Linked DNA regions of Homo sapiens: region 1 is linked to region 2. Evidence: chromatin loops called from intact Hi-C (ENCODE). Cell type or tissue: PC-3. All regions are shown on one strand. Each heading gives the region's core, and the rest is flanking DNA. Links, peaks and the distances in the headings are about the cores only.

What was found. Hi-C counts contacts between places; a loop is a spot of excess contacts. Peaks named below come from ENCODE experiments on the same cell type or tissue, not always from the same donor. Only the 100,000 strongest peaks of a DNase experiment are listed, where the experiment ranks them.
Region 1: it touches region 2 in a loop (9-fold over the local background); 9 of 110 quality-filtered maps call a loop at or near these places.

The regions. Positions count from the first base shown.
Region 1 is chr10:22,414,666-22,422,005 of GRCh38, forward strand. It overlaps SPAG6 (sperm associated antigen 6), which reads left to right. Exons shown (of 11, transcript NM_012443.4): 11 at 1,954-2,945. The coding sequence ends at 2,023. Among named protein-coding and RNA genes, the nearest start is that of LINC03027, 20 kb to the right of the region's middle. In PC-3, for the core only: no CTCF peak of the experiment used is centred there; no DNase peak of the experiment used is centred there.
Region 2 is chr10:22,255,833-22,263,172 of GRCh38, forward strand. LOC105376447 (a long non-coding RNA gene) reads right to left here and starts at 2,712. Exons shown (of 2, transcript XR_001747390.3): 1 at 1-2,712. It overlaps LOC100130992 (a long non-coding RNA gene), which reads left to right. Exons shown (of 1, transcript NR_038921.1): 1 at 1-2,716. In PC-3, for the core only: a CTCF peak has its summit at 3,672; no DNase peak of the experiment used is centred there.

The sequences.
Region 1 (7,340 bases), core at 1,594-6,593, 160 kb after region 2:
AAACTGACACTTGATTCAGTTATTGGAAAACTTTTAGATATGTTTGGAACCACTTGCAAATTTTATGTAATCTAAATACAGACATACTAGCCATTTTCTTAAATTAATTAATTTTTTTGAGACGGAGTTTCACTCTTGTTGCCCAGACTGGAGTTCAATGGCGTGATCTCGGCTCACTGCAACTGCCACCTCTGGGGTTCAAGCAATTCTCCTGCCTCAGCCTCCTGAGTAGCTGGGATTACAGGCATGCGCCACCATGCCCAGCTAATTTTGTATTTTTAGCACGGACGAGGTTTCGCCATGTTGGTCAGGCTGGTCTTGAACTCCTGACCTCAGGTGTTCCACCCTCCTCAGCCTCCCAAAGTGCTGGGATTACAGGTGTGGGCCACTGCACCCGGCCCATACCAGCCATTTTTCTAGTCCTCAGTAGCTGGTGGCTCCCATTCAGTCTACATATAGCTGGTGGCTCCCATATTTAACATGGTAATAACAATTATTATTAATCTAATATCAATGATAACATCATTATATCAATACTAAGAATACTATATTATTAAATAAGTAAAATATTAATATGTTAATATGGTAAATTAAATATTTATTACATTAAAATATAAAATTTATTAATATTTAAATTAAAAGGTTAAAATTTTAAAGATATTTAAAAATCTACCTCTTGAATTCATATTATCTGGTGTCCGATACATTTGAAGGCCTAGGAAGGTAAAGCCTGCTTTAAAATTTTTGACTAACTCAGAGAAGAAGCAGTTGTGAATTTCTCAGTGTAAGAATACTTCGAAGAAACCCACTGTTGAAAGACAATTTTTTCAAGAGTAAGAGGCTGTTAGGGGAGAAACATTCTTTAAGGTAGCTTTTTGGGTGTGTACATAAGTAGCTGTTTAACTATGGATGCCTGTAAGCACACTACTCACTACTAAGAAAATATGGCTGTATTTTTTGGTCCACCTTAGCTTGATAAATTGTGGAAGGAATTTTAGTGTAATATAAATTATGAGTTTTTAGGTCAAGCATCTGGGCATAGATAAAGATAACTAACAAAAGGCAAAGCAAGTCTCTAATATTAGGTTTTATCTGGAGAAAATGCCTTCAGAAGCTTAATTATTTTGAGTGTTTTGAGAATTTTTGAATTATACTTCCATAGATTTAAAAAATTATTCTAGAATGCCTGCTAAATTTTATTTGACATTCATTTATCTGCATGTAAGTTATTTCCATGACGTATTAAGCATCTCACAATGCACTGATCAACATATTTAATACTTTTATACTAAATCTTGTATAAAATGTTCAATTTATGAATGTAAATGTATAGTACTATAGATGCCCAAGAACTATTAATAGTAAAAATGATTAATTTCCTAGGTTTCTATGATACAAGTATTTGTAAATAGTTTTTCAATACTAAATTATATTTTATTAAATAGTTTTTCAATATGAATTATACTTCCAGAAATTTTTGTTTTCCTAGGTGACCAGATCTGATTAAAACCCATGCTGAGAATGATCTCTAAGGCAGTTAGAATGCAGAAGTTGATTAGTAACAATAGACTGTGTAGTCTAACTTATGAAAAAAAAAATCTATTAGCTAGGATCCTTAAAGCAACATTAGCCACTTGATGTGATTAAAATGAAGTCTCTGTAATAAAATATTGTCAGTGGATTGAAGATTCTTGTTTGGAAAATGTCCCCTTTGCCATTACATTTATATCCCTTAAATGTTTTGCTACTTCTGTAGCACAGTTTTATGAATTCGTATTTTCCTCCTGGATAGCCTCTAACTTTATGCACAAAGCATTACTGGAGCATAATTATTCAGAGTGTATTTGAGATTTCACTCACAGGATTATTTCAGATAAATCCCCTATATTGAATCTTATGTGCCTGCTGTGTTGATCGTTTCACCAGCATTTAATAGTGTATTTTCTTTTTCAGGTATTATTCCCCTGGATATTCAGATACACTTCTGCAGAGGGTGGACAGCTATCAACCACTTAATAACTGAGCAAAGTTATATTGTGATACTCAAATTCACAGCAGAGTAGTTTTGAGTAACAGTAATTAAATCCTTCTAAATATTTGAACTAAGTATATTCTAGATTTATTTAATGGGAAATACCTTTAGATAATATTTTCTAAATTTATGTAATACTTTAAACATTCGTAGCTTGAATATGTGAGGAACTATTCATGGTCATTCGCATGCATAGGATTTGTTCTACAGGTAGATTTTAAAAACACGTTAAAGGGCCTTAAGGCATTTTGTTATTCTGTTAAAAACCACACACACTCGTACATGCAGACACCTCCAATGAGATATAGTTAAGAGATGGCATTCAAAAACCCTAAATTATTCTAGCCAATTTGTCATAGGCATAGGCAAGGAAAGCTGGCCTTGCTAACTATATAGTAGTATACACAAGAGAAATCTTTGAAGGAGGAAACTGATGACAGATATACAGGGCACTTGAAGGAGACTCTGATGCTAGTTATATAAGTGCATTAACTTAAGACACGGACTCTGTGGGTAACCTGTTAGGTTTTACTAAGAATTTAGGAAAAATTTACTCCTCTTTATCACAAGTTTTCCAAACCTCCTTCCCCACCCTATCTAAAGTGTTCCTTACCTTTCATGGGCCCAGCGAGGGTAGAATTCAGAATAGAGAGTTATACTCCTGCATACATGCTCTCCCTCTCATTGAAAGGTTTCTTAGTCTAGCTCTGCTCATGAATGAACAAAGAAGCAGGCATGTAAAATGGATCCTTGTCCTAACGTCACTTTCCCAAGTTTCAAAAGTCACATTTTCAGGTATTTAAGGAATAGTTTGAAGCTAATACCATCAGGCTCAGAGTTTACATGCATTTTTACTTAGGAAGTGGTAAACGGGTGAAAGAGGGTTTCAATAAAATTTTAAATAAAAACAGCATTAGAATTGTCCTTTTCATTTTTCCTATCCAGTGTGTTGCTGACCTTGGGGAATATGTGATTGGATTTATGGGTCTTGGTTAGTTGCTGTGTATGTGTCTTTTGCTTTAAAGGGATGTTACTTCTGCTGCTCTCTCCTGGAGGAGGTGAATGATAACCCACACAGCCCCTAGGCCACAGTGTTTCCAGTCTGACTCTGTTTTCAGGTTTCCTTCTTTGACTCTCTCTCTCTTTTTTTATTTTTTTCATGCAAAAGGAGCTACCCGTTTGTTTTTTGTATTTTCTGGATTCATCTCTGTCATCATTATTTCCTAACAGTGCATAACTTTGTTGTGTCTTTTAAAACTTCATAATACCCGAGATTACCTCATTTTGTTTTGCCTTATATCCGGCTAAGATTGTTGGTTATTTCATTTTTTTTTAATACTTCCTTGGGCCTGTTTTGTTTCCTTGCAGCAATTTCTTTGACCTGTTGAATAGGAAAATGTAATTTGTATTCCCAGTTTTGTAGCTTTCCTTTCTTTCTTTCATGCCTACACAGCTTGTCTTATGAATCTTTTAATTGGAGAAAATAAAAGTAGTTTTTATCTTTCTTCATTAGGGCTGTTTTTCTTAGATGTGTTGGTAATGACAGAAATTAGTTTATCTGGGTTAAAACCACCTCAGATATTGTTGGAATGTCAAATTTCCTAGTTGAAAATTTTCACTTCATAGATAATTTCATACTTATCAAACAGCACTAAACAAAGTAATAAAATACTTAATAGTGTTCAGATGGGTGTTATAATTTGATCATATGCATTGTGGAAAATTTATGCTATGAAATGTTTCTTGACATAAAACTCTTTAAACAAAATGAAGCTTTACTTTTTGAAAAGTATGTTGTGAGATTTAAAAAATATATATAAAAACAAAATCTTTTTCATTTGTCATAGGGCAAAAATAATGTCTGTTATTAATGATAATTCACTGATATTTTTCACCCCTCATTTGAATTTTGTCAATTCTAATTCCCTGTGCAAACCCCTGTCCCACTGCTCCCTACCCACCCCCAGCCCCAGGAGTTTATTTAAAATTCCCCTGTTCTTAGGAATTCTCAACTTACATGAACAACTATTTTTAGGACTTCAGTTCAGGAATAGAATTACTTGGACCTTATTATTATAGATTCAGTCCTTTCACCTGTTGTGGAAATAGGTGAAATCAGTGGTACCTGAAAAGAGATGTTGGAAACATAGGTTCTAGTCTCTCTCTGTTAAGTATTATAGTAAGGGTGATAATAGTTGCTCAGCTTACTCATAAGAAGCTTATGAAAATAACCTGCAATGGTGAAAATAACAATGTTATAAACAAATCCATTTTATACAAACTCGACATGTGATTAATGGAAAACCTAATAGTCAATGACAGATTACATATTTTAGCCAGCAATTGTGCAATATTCCCCAGGCCCCACACTCTTAGATAAGTGTAGTTCAAACCAGATGATTTATGATTAAAAAAACCCCTACATTTCCTGCCCTCATGGAGTTTTCTAATATAAACACATTTGCCGAGACAGAGGCAGTGGAATACGCACAAGACACTAAACACAAAGCAGGCATATTTAATGTAGTATGGAAAAACAAATGACAACCCCATATTTACAGGATATTGACCTGTTTTTCTAACCCCTTCCTCTCAAAGAAAACCCTTTTCCTTAAAGAAAGGATGAAAGGTTTGCTTGTTTCTAAACTTGATTTGAGGTCCTGCTTAACATAAACCCTGACCTTAAATTCCTGGGTGAGGCCCATCTCCCATCCCAGATGTCAAGTTTAGAAACCAACCTTGAAAGAATGAAGAATTTTTCTGTTGTGTTTTCAAATAGCCAATTCTTTGATTAAGATAGGTGCTACCAAATGTTGAGGTTTATGTACACTGTGGCTTATTCTGCCACAGAATTCACTGTTTAGAAAATGTTGATTTGTAGCTCTTCTGCTTCTTTCAGGTGATTAAAAGGATCAAGTGGCTGTCCTATAATTATTACATTTACCAGTTGTTTAAGAGACTTTTGACTTTTAAAATTAAATTTGTTCATGCACTTATTTTTCTAGTAACATAAATACTTACATTGTTTTGTTTTTACAAGGCCTTGGTAGGCCATAAAATTAGATGCATATTCAGTGATATTACTTTAGAGAATGGTGGGTTTTATTGTTTTTTAGGTATCAATAAGTTAATTTTTAAAAAAAAATTAGGCAGTATATGAATGGATAAAGAAAGAAGCAAAAATATGACTCCAGATCTCACAACCCAAAACAGAATTGTCATTAACAAGCTGAGATAGTTCCAAATAGCTCTCCAAACCTTTGTACGGCTAGAAAAATTCCGGAAAAATGTATTCATGCTACACATGTTATTTTAAAATTAAAAACAAAAGTTACTGCAGTTTGCTTGTTTCGTGGAAGATAGAGTTTTCACTTTGTTTTTAATTTTAGTGGGTTTAGGGAAAAATATTTCCTTGGGGATTAAGTTAGAGGTCAATACAAAATATTTATAAATGGGCTTCTGTTATTCATGATTGATACATTTTCTGAAGTAGATTTAAACTGAATGCTGGATAAAGAATATTATATCAATATATATCATTATTGCAAAGTGATTTGGTATGGATATTTATACATTAAATAAAGCCTCTAAATTTCCTCACGTATATAGAATTTGTGGTAATACACTCTCGCTAATTTTTTTGTTTTTTTTTGAGATGGAGTCTCGCTCTGTCACCCAGGCTGGAGTGTAGTGGTATGATCTCGGCTCACTGCAAGCTCCGCCTCCTGGGTTCACGCCATTCTCCTGCCTCAGCCTCCCTAGTAGCAGGGACTACAGGCGCATGCCATCACGCCCGGCTAATTTTTTTGTATTTTTAGTAGAGATGGGGTTTCACCGTGTTAGCCAGGATGGTCTGGATCTCCTGACCTCGTGATCCACCCGCGTCGGCCTCCCAAAGTGCTGGGATTACAGGCGTGAGCCACCGCGCCTGGCCCACTCTTGCTAAAATTTATGCATTACTGATAGTAAATGATTTACTCAAAGTATTTTTGGATATAAAGAAGTCCAACTCTATGAAAACTATTGTAACCTATATTGAGTGTTCTGTTTTTTTATTTCTGTCTGCATGTATAGTTTAAGTCATACAAACAATACAAGCGAGTAAAGTGCCAAAGGGAATGTCAACATTTTCCCATATTTTTCTTCACTAACTGAAGATGACCTTTTACTTAGATGAGTGAAATGTGTCCTGTTCTCAGTCCCCAGTGTCACCCAGCACTGTGATGAGCACACAGGAGAACCAGCAGCAGGTTGGACTGAGAGTAAGAGCCTCTAGGCTTCTGGTTGACCTTAGGTCACGCTAGCTCTGACCACAGCAAGTCTCCTCAAGTCTCTAGGCCTTAGTAGACCCGTATAAGAATGTCAAAACTACCACCCCAGTCAGTGGCCTTGGCAAGTTGCTAATAGCACCCACTACATCAGATTCTGAGGATTAAATGAGGATGAGCCAGCAGAAGGTGTGGCATGTAGTAAATGGTGCCACCGTTACTCTATATATCTTTGTATAATATAAAAGGTGCCCAGTCCTCAAGATAGTTTATTTCCATCTGGCAGAAATTATTGTAATAGTCTTATTTTGTTAGAGCAACACACTTTACTGCCATCTGCTGGAAAATTATCTTTATAAATATGGAAATCTGTGATGTCTAATATGTGAACTGTGCCCCCTGAGAAGTGCTGGTGCCCTTGTGAAGTACACAACCTGTGTGACCATGCACATAAGTGCTTGATAAATCATATTTGCTACTCTTCTTTTCACTTTTGTAATGGATTTCCAAAAGAGTTTCAGATAAACAATGATACTGGATGAAGAAATTTATTTTAAAAAATCAGAGTCAAAGTTAATATCAATAAAAAGAATCAGCATTTTGTTGCAACACCTGGAAACATTTTTGCCCACTACTTCCCTCACTTCCCCCTTCCCCCACAGAAAAGTGTGCTCTGCAATAAAACCTGCAATCTAAGTTAGCAGAGATGCTAATTAAGCCATTATTCTTGCATTTATAAACACTGTATGTGAGACCAAATTTGGGGCCACATTGTATGTATGCAAAACCAAAGCACATTTTGGAATAACCCATATGGCCTTTTCATCTTGACTTTAAAAATTGAATAAAAAATATTATATTAATAATGTATCATCACTGCAAGATGGCAGATCTCCGGAAAGCGACACTTCTGGGCTTCATTTTCTTCATCTCAGAACCTGGGTTGGGACATAACAGGTGTCCCTCTCTTCTAGCCAGACAGTCCTTAATGAAGGGATATCATAGTACCATTTTGAACACAAAAGGAAATATTTGGCTCA
Region 2 (7,340 bases), core at 770-5,769:
CCAAACATTCTGAGAGTATGTGTGACAGTGCTGGTGGTGTAGAGGTGATGGAGTGGAGGTGGTATTAAAATCATTGTATAGCTTTTTCATCTACATCCTTGTTTGAAAACATTTTTGTTTGTTTGCAGCTAAATATCCGGCAATATGTTCAATGCCTCAGGCAATTCCTTAGGTAATTGTAAAGACCTAAAAGTAAACAAGCAAAAGAACATTGATCAGCCAAAATGTTATAGTTTTCATGTCACAAAAAAGAACTGTATATAAGCCATTGATTTTAAGTGGAATTAATGAAAATTCTACAAAGTACTACAGAAAAATTACATAGTCATATTGCTGAATAAGAATGTATTGCCACAATAAATGCAATATTTTTTAGAAGTCAGTAATCTTTTACAGTAGTTTCCACACTTTGTATCTAGTTTTTAATTCATCAATTTATGATAGTACAAGTGCTCCAAATTGAATTGTTTTTAAACATATGGAATACCCAGATGATTTTGTACATGAGGAATAAGAAGAAACTATTGGAATTCTTGATTACTAATAATGGTCTCAACACGATAGCAGAATTTCATAAATCAATTATATGCTCCATTTGAAGGTGATAAAGCATAATTAACTTACTTGACACCAACACAACCAATGTTTTGTTTCTTCACAGAACAGGCTATGAGCTATTTTCAATTATTGCACTGAAATGCTGTCCTCTAAAATTAACAAATGAATGAAGCATTTGCAAACTGGACATTGCACTGAGAACAACGTAGAGTGAAACTATCCAGTTGTTTTTCTAATTATATTTTATCTACTTAGATAATAGGAACTAGCAATTACTAATGTTTTTTTTTTAACTAAGCAATTTGGTGGGAAAAAACATCACCTAAAGTAATGTATTATTCTTATGAACAATGTGAAACAAAATTAATCATTTGGAATGGCATCTAGATAGTAGGACTTTAATTCTTAATTTAGAGTATTGAGCATAAAATACTATGGTTTTATTGAATCTTTTACCATGCCATTTCTTACAGTAAAAAAGGAAAAATAGAAATGGAATATCTAGATAATTAAAATAAACATTTTCTGGTTATGTGAAACAAAGGAGAGTTTTAAGGGGTAGAAGAGGAAGGTGCAGAATTCTTATCTGCCTTCCTAGCAGACAGAGTAGGCAAGTGGCTACTTGATCCAATTTCAAGGACAACTGCAAACAGTGCATCCTCCCCAAATATTTCCATCACCCATTTACTGATGCATTCACCATTTTTGTAGTTTAAAAATTTGAACCTCAATAAAATCCAAATGCTACTGAGAAAACTCACATTCTAAGCTGTTGTCAATTATTTATACCTTTGAATGAGTATCAGAGCAAACGTTGCTGGAAGAAAAAGTTTCGGGACCTTGAATAATTAATGTGAATGGGACAGGAGAACTTGAGGAAGGATGTGCAGAGAAACGGCTGAATTGCTGAGCAACAGAGAGAAACGTTTTTGTGTAGTTTTACCTGGTCTAAATTAACTAACTAGATAATGCCCTATTTTAACATAAACATTTAATGATGCATAACACACTTCATTTCATACTGTTCCCTATAGCTGGGCAATGATTACTCCAAGGTGTAATGGAAAACATGAATTAATTAGAGATTTCGGGTACGAACGTGACATGAATGTAAAATATACAGATCATTAAAATCATGTCTATAAAATAGAAATTAAAATATGAGTTTTGTAATGTATTTGACAACCAGATAATTTGTCTATCCACATAAATCAAACTAACCAGATTATTGCCATATTTCAGCTTTACTATGAACTGTGTTAATAAATATCATGACTAAATACTATCTCTTAAAGCATTTTGTAATAGATGTAAGGGTTTTTTCCCCTTTTGTTTATAGTAATAATAAATTTGCACATTGTGTGGAAATCAAGATCAACTGTTAAAATAGCCAAGCAATCATGTAATCGTTCAGTTACTTCAAACGTAAAGTAGGCTCAGATTTATTTTTTCCTAACAAACTGGTTCTAGTCCACTCAAGATTCTATCCAAAAAGCAGTATTTAGCACTTTTCAGGCTAATTCCAAACAAACGAAGATTAACAGATCATCAGTTTAGCTTCACACATGAAATTGAAAAATGAATTGCTGGTCAAAATGCTAAAAACACAAATGTGAAATTTATATGTGTTCCTTGTTCCTAAATATTGAAAAAATATCAACTAATCATCAAGTTTGCCAAAGCAAAAAAAAATTGAAATATAATTCCTAGTTAATTGGTTTACCATTCATTATTACTTCTCTTTGAATTCAGTAACTTATCAATGATTAAAGATGTGCTTCAACAAGTTAATTCTTTAAGTTCAAATAACTGGAAACCATTTTCTCAATGGTGCAGCATTTCTTAATGTCAGTTCAAGATGTTTGGAGACATATTGCTGATTTTAGAAGCTGATGTGTGCTGATTTATGAAGGAATTGTTTAGCTTGTACTCTGGGCTCTGATCAAGGGAGATACACTCTCAGATACAGCCTGGCATTTAAGGGTACCTCTTTCCTAGCTGATTATCTGCTTCCTGAGTTCAGTTGTAATAGCTTGCGAGCTTCTCCCATCCCATATGACTGGATTCTGATTTCTTATTTTCTGATAGCAGGGTAAACTTTGTTCTCCCTTATTACTAAACGTTGACTTGACAAATAAATAGACCTCCTGCATTTTAATGTTTGTCTGTTTTTGAAAAGATTCTCATCTGTTTCTCTGATCACAGCCTCCCGATCCCATTGCATGCAAACCCAGTGGCTCAGCAAACAGTCAATGCTATTTCTTCTGGTAGCGTGACCATCTGACCACCTGCCCCTCAGTAAGAATAGGGACTTGTCCTCTGTTGACAGGGTTTCCCTCTCAGCTGTGCCTGATGCCAGGCTGTCTAGGAATGGGAGTTCCAGCAGAACAGACCAGGAAAAATAGTGCCTTTGCAGTACCTCACAGTTGTGCTAGAACTTCTCTCAATTTCCCTTATTAACTAGATTAAAAATGAGTAATATTTTTTCAGCTTGTTTGTTGCCAAAGATTACCTTCCACCACCAGTTTATCTGAGAACATGGCCAATTAGTCCATCTTTTTTTTTTTTTTTTTTGAGACAGGGTCTTGCTCTGTCACCCAGGCTGGAGTACAGTGGTGCAATCTTAGCTCACTGCAGTCTGCAACTCCTGGGTTCAAGCAATCCTCCCACATGAGCCTCCGGAGTAGTTGGGACTAGAGGCACTTGCCACCACACCTGGCTAATTGTTTTTTGTTTTAAATTTTTTGTAGAGATGGTGGGCGGGGGGGGTCTCGCTATGTTGCCCAAGCTGGTCTTGAACTCCTGGCCTCAAGGAATCCTCCTATCTCTCTCTGCCTCCAAAATGGCTGTGATTATAGGCATGAGCCACTGTGCCCAGCATGGTCCATCTTCAGCTGAAAGGAAATAGAGGAACTATCTCCCGCATATTCCCATTTTCCCAGGGCTGTGCTAGCCCTGGCAATGACTGGTAAATTCTCTTCTTAGGATTAGATTTCTGGGTGGTAGAATATGAACACTAGAAAGGTCTGGACAAAGGCATCAGCATCCTTGGCCTCGTCTTGGCCTTTAAGCTTAAAAACTGTAGGGAGCACTGTGACTCTATCTTTACTAGTATTAGGTCCCCTAATCCTGGGCCACTGGCTTTGGCCCTGTGGCAGCTTTTGCTGAATTGCAGCACATCTTTGAAGCATCTCTACCAGCCATACAATTATAGAGAGCCAACGCTAGACTGTGTTTTGCATAGAAACTGAAATATATGTTAGTGCTTTAATTTATCATCATGTTTTCTGCCACACAGATCTCTCTGTTTTTACCAGTACTCAATACCTCTCTAAAGGATTCTTAATTAAATAAATGGTTGGCAGGGCCTAACCTTACCACTGAGTATTCTGCTTCCTTGAAGATGTGGTTTGGTCCTCTTGTTCTCAGATTTACCAGCTGTAATCGATTCAGATGGAGGTGTGGGGAAGACCTACTTCCTATACCTGTTTTTAAAATCTACTTTTCTAAAATGTAACATTACTTCATGTATTCCTTTTAACAAGTTTATGAGGAGGGTGTTATCAAACCTATTTTATACCAATGCAAGCATTTGTTCTCAGCTAAACTAACAACTCACATTTAGCCAGGTCTTGTACAAAGTGTGCAAAGTACTTTAAATTCAAAAACTCTGGGAAGTAGGTAAACTATTAGGACATTTTACAGAGGAAGACAGGCTTGGCATCATTAATAAAGTGACAGATACTTACAGATGTTACTGATGGTCTCCATGTTGTCAAATCCAGAGGATTCTTCCCTGTCATGGTCTTACTTAACCACCTAGCACCAGGCAACCCTCTTTGACTGACACCACAACTGCTCGCTCTTTTTTCCTATCTCCTTGATCTTTTTTTCTGTCTCTTTCTTCTTCTTCTTCTTTGTTTTTTTTTTTTTTTAACCAACTCTAAAGGAAGCAGCTCCTTAAGACAGTCGTGGTCTTCTTCTCCGTGTTCTCCACCCTCTTTCCATGGATGTCCCCAAACATTCTCATAGCTTCTATTACAATCTGTATGCCTACAATAACAACACTTATGCCTCTTTCACAAATCTCTTCTCTGAGCATCAGTTAATGATCCAACAATCTACCTGAAGCTACAACCACCTGGTAGATGCTTCAGAAGTGTCTAAAAATCACATAATATTCCAAAGCTGAATCCTTGACCTTCTGCCTACAATGCAGTGATGGCATGGCATCACCCTTTATCTGGCTGTGTAAGTCAGAAACCTAGAAGTCATTCTTCTCTTTAAGATGCCTGTATCTGATCCATCAGCAAGTTCCAGCAATTTCATTCCAAATATATCCTATCTTTCTAATTTTCTCTATCTTAACAGCAGCCATACTTTTTTTTTTTTTTTTTTGAGACATGGTCTCAGTGTGTCACCCAGGCTGGAGTGCAATGGCATGATCATAGCTCACTGCAGCCTTGACCTCCTGGGCTCAAGCCATCCTCCCACCTCAGCCTCCCAAGAAGCTGGGACTACAGGCATGCACCACCATGCCTGGCTAATTTTTTAATTTTTTGTCGAGACAGGGACCCACTATGTTGCCCAGGTTGATCTTGAATTCCTGGACTCAAGTGATCCTCCCACCTTGGCCTCCCAAATGCTGGAATTACAGGTGCGAACCACCACACCTGGCCTGACAGCTGCCATATTAGTTCAAGCCAACATCAACTTTTCCAAAGGGGTCTCCCCTCTGCCTTGTCCCTGAAATCTGTTCTTCCTCAAACTATTGTAAACATTTATTCCGTTTTTTAGCAAAATTTTTACCAAAATATTACGGAATAAATTTTACAGAAAAAGTGCATAAATCATAAATATGCAGCTTGTTGCTGTTTTATAACCTGGACACCCCTGTATAACCAGCACCTGGATCGTGAAATCGATCAGCACCTCAGAAGCACTCCCTCATTCTCCCTCCTAGTCATCACCCCCACAGGGACCCATTCTTCTACCTTCTATTGCCATCAATTAGTTTTGCCCATTTCTGAACATTATATAACTGGTATCAATAGTTTTTAAATACAAATTATGACACAACTGCCTAAACCTCTCAGAGGCTTTCTTTACACTGATAGTAAAATACAAACATGTTACTGTAGTCCCAATACTATCTGTCATCTACATACTTCCTTAGGTTCATGTCCTGTCATTTCTCCCATTTTCTCAATATACTCCAGCTCACTTGTTTTTTGTTTTTGTTATTGTTTTTGGGTTTTTTTTTTTTTTTTTGAGTCTCCCTCTGTTACCCAGACTAGAGTGCAATGGTGTGATCTCGGATCACTGCAACCTCCACCTCCTGGGTTCAGGCAATATCTCCTGTCTCAGCCTCCCGAGCAGCTGTGATTACAGGCGCCCACCACCAAGCCCAGCTAATTTTTGTATTTTTAGTAGAGACGGGGGTTTCACCATGTTGGCCTGTCTGGTCTCGAACTCCTGACCTCAGGTGATCCACCCACCTTGCCTTCCCAAAATGCTAGGATTACAGGCATCTAGGTCTTCTTTTTATTCCTTGGATATGCTAAGAAATATCCAAATGCCTTGACACAGGGTCTTTGCATATGCTGTTTCCTCTGCTACAATGCTAGTTCCAGCATAGCTGGTTTCTTCTTGCCCTGAAATTCTCACCTTAAACATTACTGCCCCAGAGAACTTTCCACGGCCATCATATCCCATTTACTTATCCCACCCTCCTGTCATGGGAGCTGTGTATCAGGGATGGTTAAGTGTCTTTTGTGGCTTGGCAAATGAGAGGCACAAGAAGGTTTTAGCCGCTGTGCACACGTACAATTTGTGGGCTTATTTGATTTGGTTAAATTTGGTTAACAAGAAAAGTGGAAGAATTAGAAAAGAGATGTCAAACAGAGGCCAGGTTCAATGGCTCATGCCTATAATCCCAGCACTTTGGGAGGCCAAAGTAGGAGGATGGCTTGAGGCCAGGAGTTCAAGACCAGCCTGGGCAACATAGCAACACCTCATCGCTACAGAAAGCTTTTTAAAAAATAGCCAGGTGTGGTGGGTGCATGCCTGTAGTCCCAGCTACTCGGGAGGCTGAGGCAGGAGAATGGCATGAACCTGGGAGGCGGAGCTTGCTGTGGGCCGAGATCGCGCCACTGCACTCCAGCCTGGGCGACAGAGCAAGGAGCAAGACTCCATCTCCAAAAAAAAAAAAAGAGAGAGATGTGCTGTTGCAAGTCCTGGTTTACTCTCCTCCACCTCACACAACATGGGCCCAGGCCTGGGGAGGAAGGCTGCAAAGGTATCTTCCTTAGAAATCGTTCCTTAGTTTCACAGAATGCTTCAGTTTCAGTGGGATTTTTGAATGAAATGCCTCATATAGAATTTAGGTTTCCCCTTAGAGAAAATAATGTCTGAGGTCTGGGGAGGTGGCTCACACCTGTAATCCCAGCGCTTTGGGAGGCCAAGGAGGGAGGATCGCCTGAGATCAGGAGTTTGGGATGAGCCTGGGCAACATATTGAGACGCCAACTCTACAAAAATTTTAAAAATTAGCTGAGCATGGTGGTACACACCTGTAGTTCCAGCTACTTGGGAGGTTAATGTGGGAGGATCGTTAGAGCCTGGGAGGTTGAGGCTGCAGTGAGCCATGATTGCACCACTGCCCTCAAGCCTGGGCAATAGAACAAACCCTGTCGAAGGAAGGAAGGAAGGAAGGAAGGGAGGAAGGGAGGGAGGGAGGGAGGGAGGGAGGAAGGGAAGGAAGGAAGGAAGGAAGGAAGGAAG